Linked DNA regions of Homo sapiens: region 2 is linked to region 1. A link is a contact called in ENCODE Hi-C or POLR2A ChIA-PET data. All regions are on one chromosome and are shown on one strand. Each heading gives the region's core, a stretch centred on a gene start or an enhancer-like site at or near the end of the contact. The rest is flanking DNA. Distances are from core to core; before and after follow the strand shown. Region 1 holds the start of ATP5MG (ATP synthase membrane subunit g). Region 2 overlaps JAML (junction adhesion molecule like).

The links. A loop is a pair of places that touch in the nucleus more often than their neighbours do. ChIA-PET counts read pairs that join two places held with the same protein, here RNA polymerase II (POLR2A). Pooled maps may share reads with other maps.
Region 2: a map of gastrocnemius medialis shows a loop between it and region 1 (16-fold over the local background). The contact joins the enhancer-like site here to the promoter of ATP5MG in region 1. A Hi-C loop is called at or near these places in 3 of 168 maps with a recorded cell type or tissue (gastrocnemius medialis, mammary epithelial cell and naive thymus-derived CD4-positive, alpha-beta T cell) and 15 of 50 pooled maps. POLR2A ChIA-PET finds 5 or more read pairs at or near these places in 7 of 52 experiments (GM12878, HepG2, OCI-LY7 and 4 more).

What each region holds. Positions count from the first base shown.
Region 1 is chr11:118,398,849-118,405,913 of GRCh38, reverse strand. ATP5MG (ATP synthase membrane subunit g) reads right to left here and starts at 4,308. Exons shown (of 3, transcript NM_006476.5): 1 at 4,197-4,308. The coding sequence starts at 4,248. The region is part of intron 3 of LOC100131626 (a long non-coding RNA gene); the gene reads left to right. It overlaps UBE4A (ubiquitination factor E4A), which reads right to left. Exons shown (of 20, transcript NM_001204077.2): 20 at 6,703-7,065. RefSeq lists enhancers at 2,535-3,125, 3,584-4,447, 4,568-4,647.
Region 2 is chr11:118,192,660-118,199,724 of GRCh38, reverse strand. It overlaps JAML (junction adhesion molecule like), which reads left to right. Exons shown (of 10, transcript NM_001098526.2): 8 at 1,634-1,727; 9 at 2,904-2,990; 10 at 5,308-6,000. The coding sequence ends at 5,400. Among named protein-coding and RNA genes, the nearest start is that of SCN2B, 20 kb to the right of the region's middle. RefSeq lists an enhancer at 5,272-5,461. Within about 2 kb of position 4,429, at least 14 of the 41 ENCODE cell types and tissues checked have a DNase peak (open chromatin) inside an H3K27ac peak, as active enhancers do; they include gastrocnemius medialis, where a contact is called at or near this core.

The DNA.
Region 1 (7,065 bases), core at 3,059-5,558:
TCCAGTCTGGGGGACAGAATGAGACTCTGTTTCAAAAATTACAAGAGAAACGTAATAAAAATAGCATGAAAGCCCATAAAGTGTCTACTGTTCAAAGACAGATTACCCAAGGCTCTTGGTGTTTTCCTCATATTAACGGCCTCCATTTGAGTATTTCTGAATTACTATCTCCCTCATCTTCTGTGTTTGGGGATATGGGCATACCTTTAAGCAGACACAAAGCTCTAAGAGATAGTTCCAAACAGAACTGCCAATGCCTGAAAGATGGGACAATAAAAAAAAAGCACAATCTTGTATAAGTCAATCAATTGTCAATATTATCTCCAACACACAGACATTTCATCCTTAAAAAAAAAATGAATCAGTATACTGTACATAAACAATATTTTAGGTGGTAAATTTGTTTCTTAGGGGATACAGGTTAGAGTTTGAAACTGCTTTACATGTATACAAGAGATAAAACATAATGAATGGTAGATAATGGGAGCTAGATTTCTCAGTGGAGGTTGAGTGATGTTACAGGTAAACAAGAAAAGCAGCAAGAATAAATCCCACAGTACTGGGTTAGAGTTGGACTCAGGTTTAGCTTAATATATACACAGACTGACAGACACAGAAATAATTATATATACATATATGCATGTATATACATGGCTTAGTATGCATGTATATACACATACACACATCTATACTGATACATATCTATATTCCTGTCAAATGAGAGGACCTAGAAGTAGTGATATTCTGGTAGCAAGGAACATAAACAGCACCCAGACCTTAGTTTCTCAATTCTATTGTCCAATAAAAGGAACTAAGGTTCCTTGGAGAAATGGCTGATTCTAGGGCTGGGACAGGGAAAATACAATATAAATCTGAAGCATCTTGTAGTATCAGAAAGGGAGGCGGTATGTCAAAGGGACAGAGGTGCTAACCTGAAAGAGCTCCCAAATAGCCAAGGCTGAAATAATTTGAGCAATAATACAGTATTTGATACAGAAAGTATGAAATCAATGTACAAGTCCATACAATAAGTGACTGGATAAATAAATGGAGAAGAGACAAATCTTTCTCACAGAAAAATTCTATTTATGTAGATATTCCCTCCTACAGGGGATGGAATCCCCCCACTGTAATCACACCTTGCCTTTATGGGATAGGCTTAGTTATTTGCTTCTATAGAATAGAACACGGAGAGAAAAACAGTAACTTTACAGTAGAGGAACCTATAACCAAGTGATGAAAGCTTGTATCACCAGAGATGTCACAGGAATATCATATACCTCCTGACATGTGATTAGGGCATCTCTTCACTGTGGTATTTCCTCAAAATCCATAGTGCCAAACTAAGCATGAGAAAAACACCAGACAAATCCAGATTGAGGAAATTCTTCAGGATACCTAGACAGATACTTTGACAAGACAGATACCTAGACAGACAAGATACCTAGATACCTTAAAACTGTCAAGGTCAGGAAAGATGAGGGAAGACTGGGAAACTGTCCCAGACCAGAGGAGATTGGGAAGACATAGAAACTAAATGCAATGTGGTACACTGGATTGGATCCCGGAACTGAAAGATTATTGGAAAAACTATTGAAATACAAATAAAGTCTACAGTTAAGGGAAAAAAAAATCAGATTCTATGATCTTCCTAGGCAAACCTGATGATAAATTTACTTATTTCCATAAGCTTTTTTGACCCCCAGGGGAATTAACAGATATAGTCAGTAATTTTTATTAAATATTTAACATTCACATTTAATACACTAGCCTATGTATGTTATAAAGCAAAATGTATTTCCACGTTAACATTCCAGCCCAGTTGAGTCCTCCTTTCTAAGTACTTTTGGAAGAATAACAAGTTATCTTTCAATTATTTACAACGGAGGGAAGGGTTCATATTATATATTTCATAACAAAAAAATTACCTTGGTGTTACTTTTCTTTTTAGATCACAAAAATTAGTTTGCAATTCCTTAATATGCGCCACCTAAAAAATGTGAAAGCCACACCAGAAAAAAAATCCACTTGAAATATTAAGAATTGTGCCTTAAATCACCCACAAAGTCCAGAGTGAAGCCTCTAATCCTTTTTTCTCTTTAGTTTTTTTTTTTTTTTTTTTTAGACGGAGTCTCGCTCTGTCGCCAGGCTGGAGTGCAGTGGCGCAATCTTGGCTCACTGCAACCTCCGCCTCCTGGGTTAAAGAGATTTTCCTGCCTCAGCTTCCCGAGTAGCTGGGATTATAGGCGCCTGCCACCATGCCCGGCTAATTTCTGTTTTAGTAGAGACGAGGTTTCACCATATTAGTGAGGCTGGTGTCTAACTCCTGACCTCAGGTAATCCACCTGCCTTGGCCTCCCAAAGTGCTGGGATTACAGGCGTGAGCCACAGTGTCCAGCATTATTATTTTTTTTTTTTGAGACCTAGCCTCGCTTCGTCGCCCAGGCTGGAATGCAGTGGTGCAATCCTGACTCACTGCAACCTCCGCCTCCGGGGTTCAAGCGATTCTCCTGCCTCAGCCTCCCAAGTAGCTGCGATTACAGACATGCACCACCAAGCCTGCCTAATTTTTGTATTTTTTGTAGAGATGGGGTTTCACTATGTTGGCCAGGCTGGTCTCGAACTCCTGCCCTCAAGTGATCTGCCCGCCTTGGCCTCCCAAAGTGCTGAGATTACAGGCGTAAGCTACCGCCGCAGGGCCATCTCTTTTGATTTATATAAAATTGTAGAGCTCTATGACAGGTATCTTAACAATCTTAGTAAAGTAAAAGATTTTCTTGCAAGCTTATGAAATTATTTGGGAAAATGTGTAAAATGTTTCACTAGTAGGCTGTGAGGTTCTGCAGGACAGCCTTCAATAACTCATAGTTTGGCTGGTGATGGAGGGAAGGGAGGAGAGAATGGATAAATTACCCGGCTGGCGCTGTGGCTCACACCTGTAACTCTGGCACTTTAGGAGACCGAGGCGGGAGGATCCCTTGAGCCCAGGAGTTAAGAGACTAGCCTGGGCAACATGGTGAAATCCCGTCTCTTAAAACATACAAAAATTAGCTGGGTGTGGTGGTGCGTGCCTGTGATCCCAGCTACTCAGGAGGCTGAGGTGGGAGGATCGCTTGAGCCTAGGAGGTGGAGGCTGCAGTGAGCTGTGATCTGCACTGCACTCCAGCCTGGGCGACAGAGTGAGTCCCTGTCTTCTAGGAAAAAAAAAAAAAAAAAAGAAAGAAAGAAAAAGAAAATACCCAAACCAAACTCAAACACAGCAAAATAGGCTAGAAAGTATTACATTTTTTTTGAAGTTCTGCTTTCTATTCACATTTCATAAACGTAGGCAAAAGTTAAGAGATCCGACCTTCAGTCACTTACTGGAATACAGCACATCTAGGAAAAACTTACGTCAATTTAGCTTATCTCACTTCAGGAATAAAATGAATAGCTTGCCACTGAGAAGACAACTGAAATATTTACTGGCCAAATAAACTAGTACTCAGAGGCTGTGATTATTCAGGGTTGTTGTGAAATACAGCGGTCTACCAGTGAGGCTCTTCAAGCTGAAAAAATTCCACGAATGCTAAGCTTCGTAACAAAGATTATTGTTTATACGGATCCCGTCCTATGCTTCTCGGGGCATGGATACTCATCCATGAAGTCCATTTCCACCTAAAATTTCCCTCGGATTAAAGCGGAAGTATCTTAGAATCCGTCTAGGACAGAAAGCAAAGTCAACGTTCAAAAAAGCTCACCCATCCTTAAACATTTCTGTTGACTTCCAAATACTCCACTGAGAACAACACCACATGTAATGAGGCCGAATTGATTTACTTTCACGTTTCTGCCCTTCCTTTTCTTAGCTCTCCTAACAGAACCATCCCCTCTAGATCCCTGCTCTTAGCGATCTCAGGGGGCGTAATGGTTGCAGCTGCCGGGCAACGCCGGGCTTCCTTCACACTACCTCTCTTCCCAGTCGTGGTTAGAATTCAGGAACTTCTAGGTTGTGTAGAGAACCCAATCTGCAGGTCAGACGAGTGGAAGGCTAGAAAAGAGTCGCCAACCTGCTTCCTGCTCCCTCCACCTGCAGGCCATCCCGCCCCGGCACCCGCAGGCCCCTCGGGTCTTCGCAGCCCGCTTCTTCCTCTCAGGCCATCGCAGGCCTCCCTGCCGCCCGTGTGCCCGCCTCGGCGGTCTCACATCGCGCTCACCGTTCACCAGCGCCGGGGTCTTCTCCACAAGGTTACGGACAAATTGGGCCATGGTTCTGGAATGGAGAGTCCGTCGCCCCGAACCGCCGGCTGAATGTCACCCGCCGGAAGGACCCGCTGCAGGACCCCGTCCCACTTCCAAGGTCAGGCCGCCTCTTTTCGCGCCGGTCGAAGATACTTAAATGTCCAAAGATCTTTGCAGAATCCAGCCTGTCAATTTAATTTTTCAACATGGAAGAGAAAGTGGATATGAAAAGATGGTATTAGAGAGCATGTGAAGAACAGTAGGATTCCGCAGAGAAGCAGGCATTTTGTGGGGCAGCCACTCGTAGAGGTCCGGAAAACCGGCAAGGAGCGGAAATGCGCATGCGCCCTGAACCTGCAGTGCTTTTCTTGGCGCCGACCTCCGCTATTTTGCGTAGGGTGCTTTCGCCGCGATTCTGAGAACCTTTGAAGTCAGTACTGGAGAAGGATTCGCTGAGATTCTTCTAGTCCAACACGATCGTTGTACAGAGGTAGAGAGGGTCCAAGGCCAAACATATAAAGTTAGGGGCCGAGCAATCACCACACAGGCTGTCACCAGGCTCAACCCATAGCCCTTTTTATTTGAGACAGTCTCGCTCTGTCGCCCAGGCTGAAGTGCAGTGGCACGACTTCGGCTCACTGCAACCTCTGTCCCCCGGGTTCCAGCGATTGTTGTGCCTCAGTCTCCCTAGTAGATGGGACTACAGGCGCCCGCCACCACGCCTGGCTAATTTTTGTACTTTTAGTAGAGACGGTGTTTCACCATGTTGGCCAGGCTGGTCTCGAACTCCTAGCTTCAAGTGATCCACCCGCCTTGGTGCTGGGATTACAGGCGTGAATCACCGCGCCTGGCCCCATAGCCCTTTTAAAGTTGATTTTTTGTAATCCCAATCTCCCCAAAGTGCTGTATCACGATTGGAATCCATTTCCCCTAATTCCCTAGTTAACCACAAGGAGCTGTGCAGATGTGAGGAAAAAATCACCTGTATTGAACGCCCACACTATGCCAGGCATTTTGGAATTTAAAGAAAGCCTGTAAGGCATTGTCCCCATTGAGACTGGGCTTGAAAAATGGCCACACAGTTTGGAAGTGGCAGAGTTGAGATCTGAAGTTGCAATGTATACTCAGAGAGGGGGCATTCCATCAGATTAGGCATGGTGCTGATTTCAGCATACTTCCTAGAAAAGATCCTTGAGCCGATGTGTAAGAGAACAGCTGTATACTACAGAGGGCTGAAACTTCATAGTTTAATATGAGGAGGAAAAGATGTATGTAGGGAAGTGGCATTTGATGAGAGGAACAGAACTATAAGTAATGTAACCTGGGGAAGTCTGAGCAGAAGTAAATCTCCGATTTTTGGAATGGTTAGAGAGATGGAAAGAAAAATTAGAAGTGTAATCAAGGAACTAAGAACTTTTCAATGAAGGAGTGATTCTGCTGCCCTAGATACTGCAGAAAAGTCAAATTAAGGATGGGAAAGTTAATTTAGCAATATGGCAATCTTTAACTAACTAGCGCCTTTTCAAAAAATTAGGATAGAATCCAGGGTGAATGGTGAAGAAATATGGCTGTAAAGGATTACAAGTCAGAAAACCAAAGGGGGATGTGGAACTCAGGGGAGAAATTGAAGACAGAGAAGAGGCAGTCATTTATTTATTTAGAGATGGGGTCTTGCCACATTGCCCAGGCTGGCCTGAAACTCCTGGCCTCAAGAGATCATCCCACTTCAGCCTCTTGCTTAGCTCTGGGATTACAGGCACAGGCCATCCTGCCTGATAAAAAGGGATATTGACAAGAGCCCTGATGAGGCAGGAAAAGAGAACTAGCCAGGGATCTATGGGGCCTTTTCCACAGATGTGATTATGGGAGAGAGGTCTGAAAGTCTTCAAAGTCTCTGAAGTCTTTATCTTCCCAGCAAAATGAAGGCAAAGTCATCGGACTGTGAGGGGTCAATGGGAGGGGGGTATGAGAAGGAATTTGAGGAAGGAGGCCAAAGTTTGGAATAGCTGAAGGACACACAGAAGGGTTGTTGGGCAACGTTAGAGATAAGTTTGTGGTTGTACCATTCTAAAAATTGTGTTTTTCCTCCAACAATGGTCTGCAGTTTGGATATTACAGCAGAGGGGAATGGCTGAGTTAATCTAGGCTGACATCTTGCATGGCAGGGGTATGGAAACAAGGAGCAAGAAAGGGGAAGATAACAGCAAATGATTACAAAGACCTGGGGTTCAGGCCAGATAAAGAAAAACAGTGAAGCCAAAAGAGAGCTGGTTAGGAAAACCATACTGTGAGATTCATCTCCTGAGGGTAACCCCAGGGTCCCCTCCAGAGGCCTGGTAAGGCAGGCTGGGTCAGCCAGGTCACACATATTTGATGTTACTTACCTAAAAAAAAAGTGAAACGTCAGAATCCTCTAAGTTTTCAGGGGGATTTCTGAAACTGCCACTAGCTTTTAATACTGGAATAAAGTGATAACAAAGGTTGTAAGTCAGATGTTCATTTATTAAATACAAGTTTTGAACAAACACTGCCAGGCAAGTTTGACAAGAAGTAACCTTCCTGGAATGTTTCAAAATACAGTCGCGTTGATCAAGTTTTATTTCAATCAACCTTTTCATTTTCTGTTTCTAGGTTCATTTCCTGTTGAGCAGTTAGAGCATGTGCATTATTTCCTCACATGACATCAACAGTGCAGCATCAGCCTCTGGCATGTAAAGGCACCCAGTAGACTTATGCTCTGTGCAATGGCTGCTTAGCAACCACCATCAAATAAAGTAATGAAGCTTTTGTAGAGTGTGATATCAAATAGCAACTGGCACCTTCACTTGCACCATTAAAAAACCT
Region 2 (7,065 bases), core at 3,180-5,679, 210 kb after region 1:
ACTCTGTCTCAAAAAAAAAAAAAAAAAAAAATAATAATAATAATAATGTGCTTTTAAAGGCCTGAATTTCATCGGTAGTTCTCCCAGGGTCTCAGAAGTGCCCAGATGCTCCAACAGGGACACTTGTGTTTCACTGGCTGTTGGCAGATCCATGTCCCTCAGTTTATCCAACTATCGATGGAGTATGCTTGTAGTGCAGATCGACTCCCTTGTTGAAATAGTGTCAGTGGGAAAGGGCCTCATGAATAGTCCTGACTTTTGAGTGTTCTTTCCCAGTGGGTCTTGGATCCTGCAGAAAACACTTGTGCCTGCTAAGTTTTCACTTGCACTCCCTAGGGCTTCCTGATTTGGTTTTGAACTTGGCTGGCCTCTCTAAAGGTCTTTGCTCTGGGCATGCTCGGAGCACTGAGCTAGACAACCTGGATTCCACTCTCAGCTTACTTCCCCTGTCGGGACCTCAGTTTCCCGCCAAAGGAAAGGTAGCACTTCCATGTCTAGTCGTTTATTCTAAAGAAATAATTAAATGGATATGCTGAGATTTGTGCAAAACTGCCGTCTTGCTTATAATTAAAAATAGGGATAATTGCCAGTGTCTGTCAGAAAGGCAACGATTCAGTGAACCAGTCAATGAAACACTCCAGATCCCTCTACATAATGACATGGAAAGATATCCAAGGAGTAAAAATACAGAATTTATGGTATGACCTCATTTTTATAAAAGAGAAAATAATATGATGCTCACTCCAGCAGCATATGTACTAAATACATTTTATGTGAGCTTATGCTTACACTGAGAGAGGCTTGGAAGGACAGTTGTAAAATGTGGGTAATTGTGTGGAATTTGAAGTGAAGGAGAAGGTGGATCCCATGGGGTGACGGGTTGCAGGGAACTTCCACTTCCAACTGTCTACATTTCTGTATTATCTGAATTATTTGACAGTGAGAAGATACAACTTTAAAAGCAGAAAATACAAGGAAAATATTTCCACTGAGACCAAAACATATGGTTTCTTTTCTAGCTTAAACCTTGAATTTTTTTTTTTTTTTTTTAGTTCTGACTTAGGCCAAAATAGAAAAAAAGAAAGTATGTTCAGAAGGCAAATGGTCATGAGATCAAAGGCCAAGGGACCCCGACAGGGCAGGCGCAGAGCTCCTGCTTGGGGCTTGGGTCGGGTGTTTGTGGGGGTTATTCTGCTCCGCCCCCCGGAAAGGCCAGGAGCCCTTCGGATTGGCGTCTTGCTGAGCTCCTGCTGCCCCCTGCTGGTTTCGCGGCACTCCCTGGTCCTCAGAAATGTAGACAGGATGGTCAAATGGAATCCCATCTCCCCTCTCTCTCTTCATTCACTTAAAATTACCTCTCCCATACGGACTGAAAGTGGCTTGAGTGATAATAGAGAAGTTGAAGCTGCTTTTCAGCCTAAATTATCTCCAGAACGGCTTCTTGTTCTTCATTAGAAGAGATGCGCTTCTCAGGTTTCCAGGTGAGCCGGGTAGCCCTGGCTGTAGGAGTCCAGAGAGAATAGTTCCTTCTCTGGTGTCTCTCTCTTCACGAAGCCAAGAGGGGATCTCATGTAGGGACCCTTGAATAAACCATGCCCGCTGGTTAATTCCACATGCTTTTCATGTCTTGCAGTTCAGTGAATTCTACAGTCTTGGTGAAGAACACGAAGAAGACTAATCCAGAGATAAAAGAAAAACCCTGCCATTTTGAAAGATGTGAAGGGGAGGTGAACACACGCTTCAGCCTAAAACACTAAGTAGATGCAGGCCTGGGCCGTTCTCATACCCCCGGGAACCATATCTTACCCATTGTATGTCGCAGCTTGCAGGCCAGTGCTTGGCACAGAGCAGGGACTCAGGAAGCCTTTGTCACTAAAGTAAGAGCCTCTGCGGAGTACAGTGCATGGGGTCGGCTGGGACAGCCCCAGGCAGCAGATCCTGGTATTGGGCTGAGGAAAGAGCACTGCGCTTGGAGTCAGTAAGATCTGCCACCTCCCTGAGTCTCATCAGCAAAATGAGGATAAAGATAAAGATACTATAGTTGCCCAGCCTGCTTGACAGGGTTGTTGTAAGGTTCACATAAGATGATGATATGCAAATGCTTTGTAATCTAGGAGGTGCTATTTGTCTAAAGTCTAATGGAGAATTATAATACATCCAGGAGTTAAGGAGTTCTAATGCTTAAAATGAAATAGTCTAAGATCTTAGCAAGAAAGGATTAAGAAGGACTTTTCTCTCCATATTGATTTTGTAATGGAGTTATAAATAATTGCTTCTAGAGACTGAGAAATTGATTGGTTTTCTTTAACTCCTATTCTTTCTTTTCTTTCTTTAATTTTAAAAAAACTCTTTGAATAGTTACCTTTCTCTATTTTGGGCTGTTTTTGTCCCAAGAGTAGGATTTTTTCCCAGTAGAGTGCAGTGGTCCAAGAATGGGCCACTGGATGATACTGCTTTACCAACGAGTGACAGGACCATGAACCTCACAGTTGTGAGGTTCAATGAGGGCTGGCCCTGCCACATAAATCCTCTGAGGGAGATGATGACAATTCACTGCTGATTAATGCCATTCTGCCTTTACTGTAATTAGAAGGAAATAACCCCAGAATACAAGGAATTTAGCAAGATAAGGAACCCCTGCTGCTACCTAAACATCCATCTAAACAAAGATGTTTGGCTTTTGAAGCAAAGAGTTTGGTTCTTAAGACTGTGTTCTTTGACAGTTAATTTTCAAGAAGACTGAAGACTGAATTATCATTGTTGAGAATTCTCTAGGTCTCAGTAACCCTCTGAACCAGCAGTTTGGGTGGTCGATGCCTAGCAAATAGGAGTGGGTGGCCTTTTCTCTGGTGTATAAGATTCATCTAATTTTTAGGAATTTTTGTACCATTTTCCCCCTCTAGAAACACATTTACTCCCCAATAATTGTACGGGAGGTGATCGAGGAAGAAGAACCAAGTGAAAAATCAGAGGCCACCTACATGACCATGGTGAGAATGATTCTGGCCTCAGCTGAGCCAGGTGTCAGAGGCTCAGGTGGTGGTGGTGGTGGGCGTGGCTGGGTTGCCCAAGGGAGGCTGCTGAGGGCGGTGATTTTTCTAAGTAGCAGAAAAGTCTGAGAAACTGAAGTTCTGCTGGATAGAAGAGTGATATCAAACTTTCTTACCCAAGCTCAAGGATTAAAGGTTATCACCAGAGATTATTTATATTAGTGGTGAAAAGAAGTGAAGAGTGGCTTTTACTGAGGGCAGGGAGGACGTCTTTTGCCTCATCAGTTCAATCTAATAAAGAAAACACGGCCGGGTGTGGTGGCTCATGCCTGAAATCCCAGCACTTTGGGAGGCCGAGGTGGGCGGATTGCTTGAGGCCAGGAGTTCAAGACCAGCCTGGCCAATGTGGCAAAACTCCCTCTCTACTAAAAATACAAAAATTGGCCAGGTGTGGAGATGCGTGCCTATAATCCCAGCTACTTGGGAGGCTGAGGCACGAGAATTGCTTGGACCTGGAAGGCGTTGGTTACATGAGCCGAGATCCACCACTACACTCCAGCCTGGGAGACAGAGTAAGACTCTGTTTCAAAAAAAAAAAAAAAGGCCGAGCATGGTGGCTCACACCTGTAAACCTAGCACTTTGGGAGGCTGAGGCAGGTGGATCACTTGAGGTCAGGAGTTTGAGACCAGCCTGGCCAACATGGTGAAACACTGTCTTACTAAAAATACAAAAAAATTAGCCAGGCATGGTGGCGGGCACCTGTAATCCCAGCTACTTGGGAGGCTGAGGCAGGAGAATTGCTTGAACCTGGGAGGTGGAGGTTGCAGTGAGCTAAGATCGCGCCACTGCACTCCAGCCTGGGAAACAGAGCGAGACTCCTGTCTCAAAACAACAACAACAACAAAGAAAATAGGATAAATAGGATAAGATCCTTGGGCAAGTATTGTGTTGCTGTGAGTCGTTTTCCTTGCTATCAAAAGGTCAAAGTAGGGTTCCTTCCAATGCTTAGATTTTGTTTCTTAACTTTGTGACTTATTATACCTTCTCATAACCTAACTGCCAGGCAGGCTGCATGCTGGATCTCATACAATATTTTGGAGTCTGATTCCTAATTTCCCTTTGCTTAGACTTCTGTAGCCCCTTAGAGAACTGCAGTGCCTGGAAAAGGCACCTCGGGGCGTGCAGTGAGTGGGGGTAGGGACAAAAGGAGTGAGCTGGCGATGAGCACGGTGCTATTTGTAGACTAATTATAGGCACCCAGCCTATTAAGGAGCAGTGTTCTGTGGGTTTGGGAAGGCTGGCCTCCTCTGCTTGTGGAATGATGGGCTTTGTTTGTTCCTATCGTACCAGCCCTGAGGACACATGACTCCCAGCTGATTGCAGCAGAGAGAGGTCTGCCAGGGAAGTGTGAGATCAGAGGCCTGGCCTGGATCCACCGAGTGAAACATTAACTCCACCCTGAAGTTGCAGCTGAATGGAATCATTTTCCCTCTGTATCTTTCTCCCATACTGTTATGTGATGCTGCAGTAACTTGCGAGGCCTCATCCTGGCTCCTGGAGACCTGCTGATACAGCTGCCTTGTGGCTACTGCTGAGTGGGTCACCAGCCAGGGTGGCACTGTTTGCAGAACGTCTCCGAGGTGGAGATGATGCAGGAGGAACAATTGTCTTCACAGCTAACTTCCCCAGGTTTAATGCTAGGCGATTATGGTTTTGATTCTGTTGAAAACACCATTCCTGTCCTCTTGATCTAGATCCAATAGAGTAAGAGAAGAGGCCTGGGCTGCAAACTCAAAGGCTGGCAGGGGCCAGTCAAGTTATTTTAAAATATGATGTGCCAAGTTAAATAAGGCTGTTGGTGAATTTGGGACTGCAGGCCACTTGTTTGAGACTGCATTTATAAAGGTGTTCTCTGATAGGGAGCAGGGGTAACAAAGAGCCTTTGTTTTTTGTTGTTGAATTGATGAAATTCATGTAAATGTAGTGGCACCTTGCTGTTTTCCCTTTCTGAGGCTGTACACACAGAGGTTAAGATCACAAGCTGTGGAGTTAGACAGACCTGGGTCCAAATTCTAACTCTGTGTTGCAGCCAGATGGTCTTGGGCAGTAACTTGGCCTGTCTGAGCCTCAGTTTCCTTATCCTTAGAAAGGCAATAATAATACCTACCTCCTGGTGGTAAGGATCACATGAGATAATGCATATGAAATTCAGTACTGGGCCGGGCTCATGAGAAGAGCTCAATGAACAGCAGCTGCTATGATTATGGAACTACTTCTTACAAGCATGTTTTGTTTCTTTCTGCCCTTCCCCCACAGCACCCAGTTTGGCCTTCTCTGAGGTCAGATCGGAACAACTCACTTGAAAAAAAGTCAGGTGGGGGAATGCCAAAAACACAGCAAGCCTTTTGAGAAGAATGGAGAGTCCCTTCATCTCAGCAGCGGTGGAGACTCTCTCCTGTGTGTGTCCTGGGCCACTCTACCAGTGATTTCAGACTCCCGCTCTCCCAGCTGTCCTCCTGTCTCATTGTTTGGTCAATACACTGAAGATGGAGAATTTGGAGCCTGGCAGAGAGACTGGACAGCTCTGGAGGAACAGGCCTGCTGAGGGGAGGGGAGCATGGACTTGGCCTCTGGAGTGGGACACTGGCCCTGGGAACCAGGCTGAGCTGAGTGGCCTCAAACCCCCCGTTGGATCAGACCCTCCTGTGGGCAGGGTTCTTAGTGGATGAGTTACTGGGAAGAATCAGAGATAAAAACCAACCCAAATCATTCCTCTGGCACATTATTTCTAAATAAGTGTTGTTTGTGGAAATCGTCCTATTTTTATGCCTCGGTTGAGGGGGCAAGTAAAGTCCTGGTGAGGAATTTACAGTTAGAAACTTTTGGAAAAACTGAAGTTCCTGGAGGAAAGCCAAACCGTGCTAACACACTAGAGGCTGGTTTTGGTCCTGGGAAAGGTTTGGGGTGAATGGGTTGGAAGTAGGGTATGAATACAGTTTTGGGATTTAACTCAGTGGTTCTTCATTCCTGCTGGTGGCTCCTTGCGGGGCCTCACCACATGCCTCCTAATTTGAAATTTCTGGGTGAAGTTTAGGCATTTGTCTTTCCTGATACTCATGGGTTGCCACAGTGGACAGCCACTGATTTAATTCTTGGTCTGAAATGTGCGGTTCCTATACTTTTAGTTGCTATTGTAAGATTTGATAAGGTTAGTCTTAAAAATCCTTTGGCGGGGGGCATCCAAATTGGTAATGAGGAAGTCAAACTGTCTCTGTTTGCTGATGACATAATCATAAACCTTGAAAACCCTAAAGACTCATCCAAAAAGCTCCTAGAACTGGTAAATGAATTCAGCAAAGTTTCAGGATACATAATTAATGTATACAAATCAGTAGCTTTGCTGTACACCAATAGCAACCAAGCTGAGAATCAAATCAATAACTTAATCTCTTTTATAATAGCTGCAAAAAAAATTAAAATACTTAGGAATATACTTAACCAAGGAGGTGAAAGACCTCTACAATGAAAACTACAAAATACTGCTGAAAGGAATCATAGACAGCACAAATGGAAACACATCCCATGCTCACGCATGGGTAGAATCAATATTGTGAAAATGACCATACTGCCTGTATTTAGTTTGTTTTCATGCTCCTGATAAAGACATACCCGAGACTGGGAAGAAAAAGAGGTTTAATTGGACTTACAGTTCCACATGGCTGCAGAGGTCTCAGAATCATGGCGGGAAGTGAAAGGCACTTCTTATACGGCGGTGGCAAGAGAAAATGAGGAAGATGCAAAAGTAGAAACCCCTGATAAAACCATCAAATCTCATGAGACTTATTCACTACCATGAGAACAGTATGGGGGAAACCACCTCAATGATTCAAATTATCTCCCACTAGGCCCCTCCCACAATATGTGGGAATTATGGGAGTATAATTTAAGATGGGCTGGGTGCGGTGGCTCTCGCCTGTAATCCCAGCACTTTGGGAGGCCAAGGCAGGCAGATCACAAGGTCAGGAGATCGAGACTATGGTGAAACCCCATCTCTACTAAAAAAAATACAAAAAA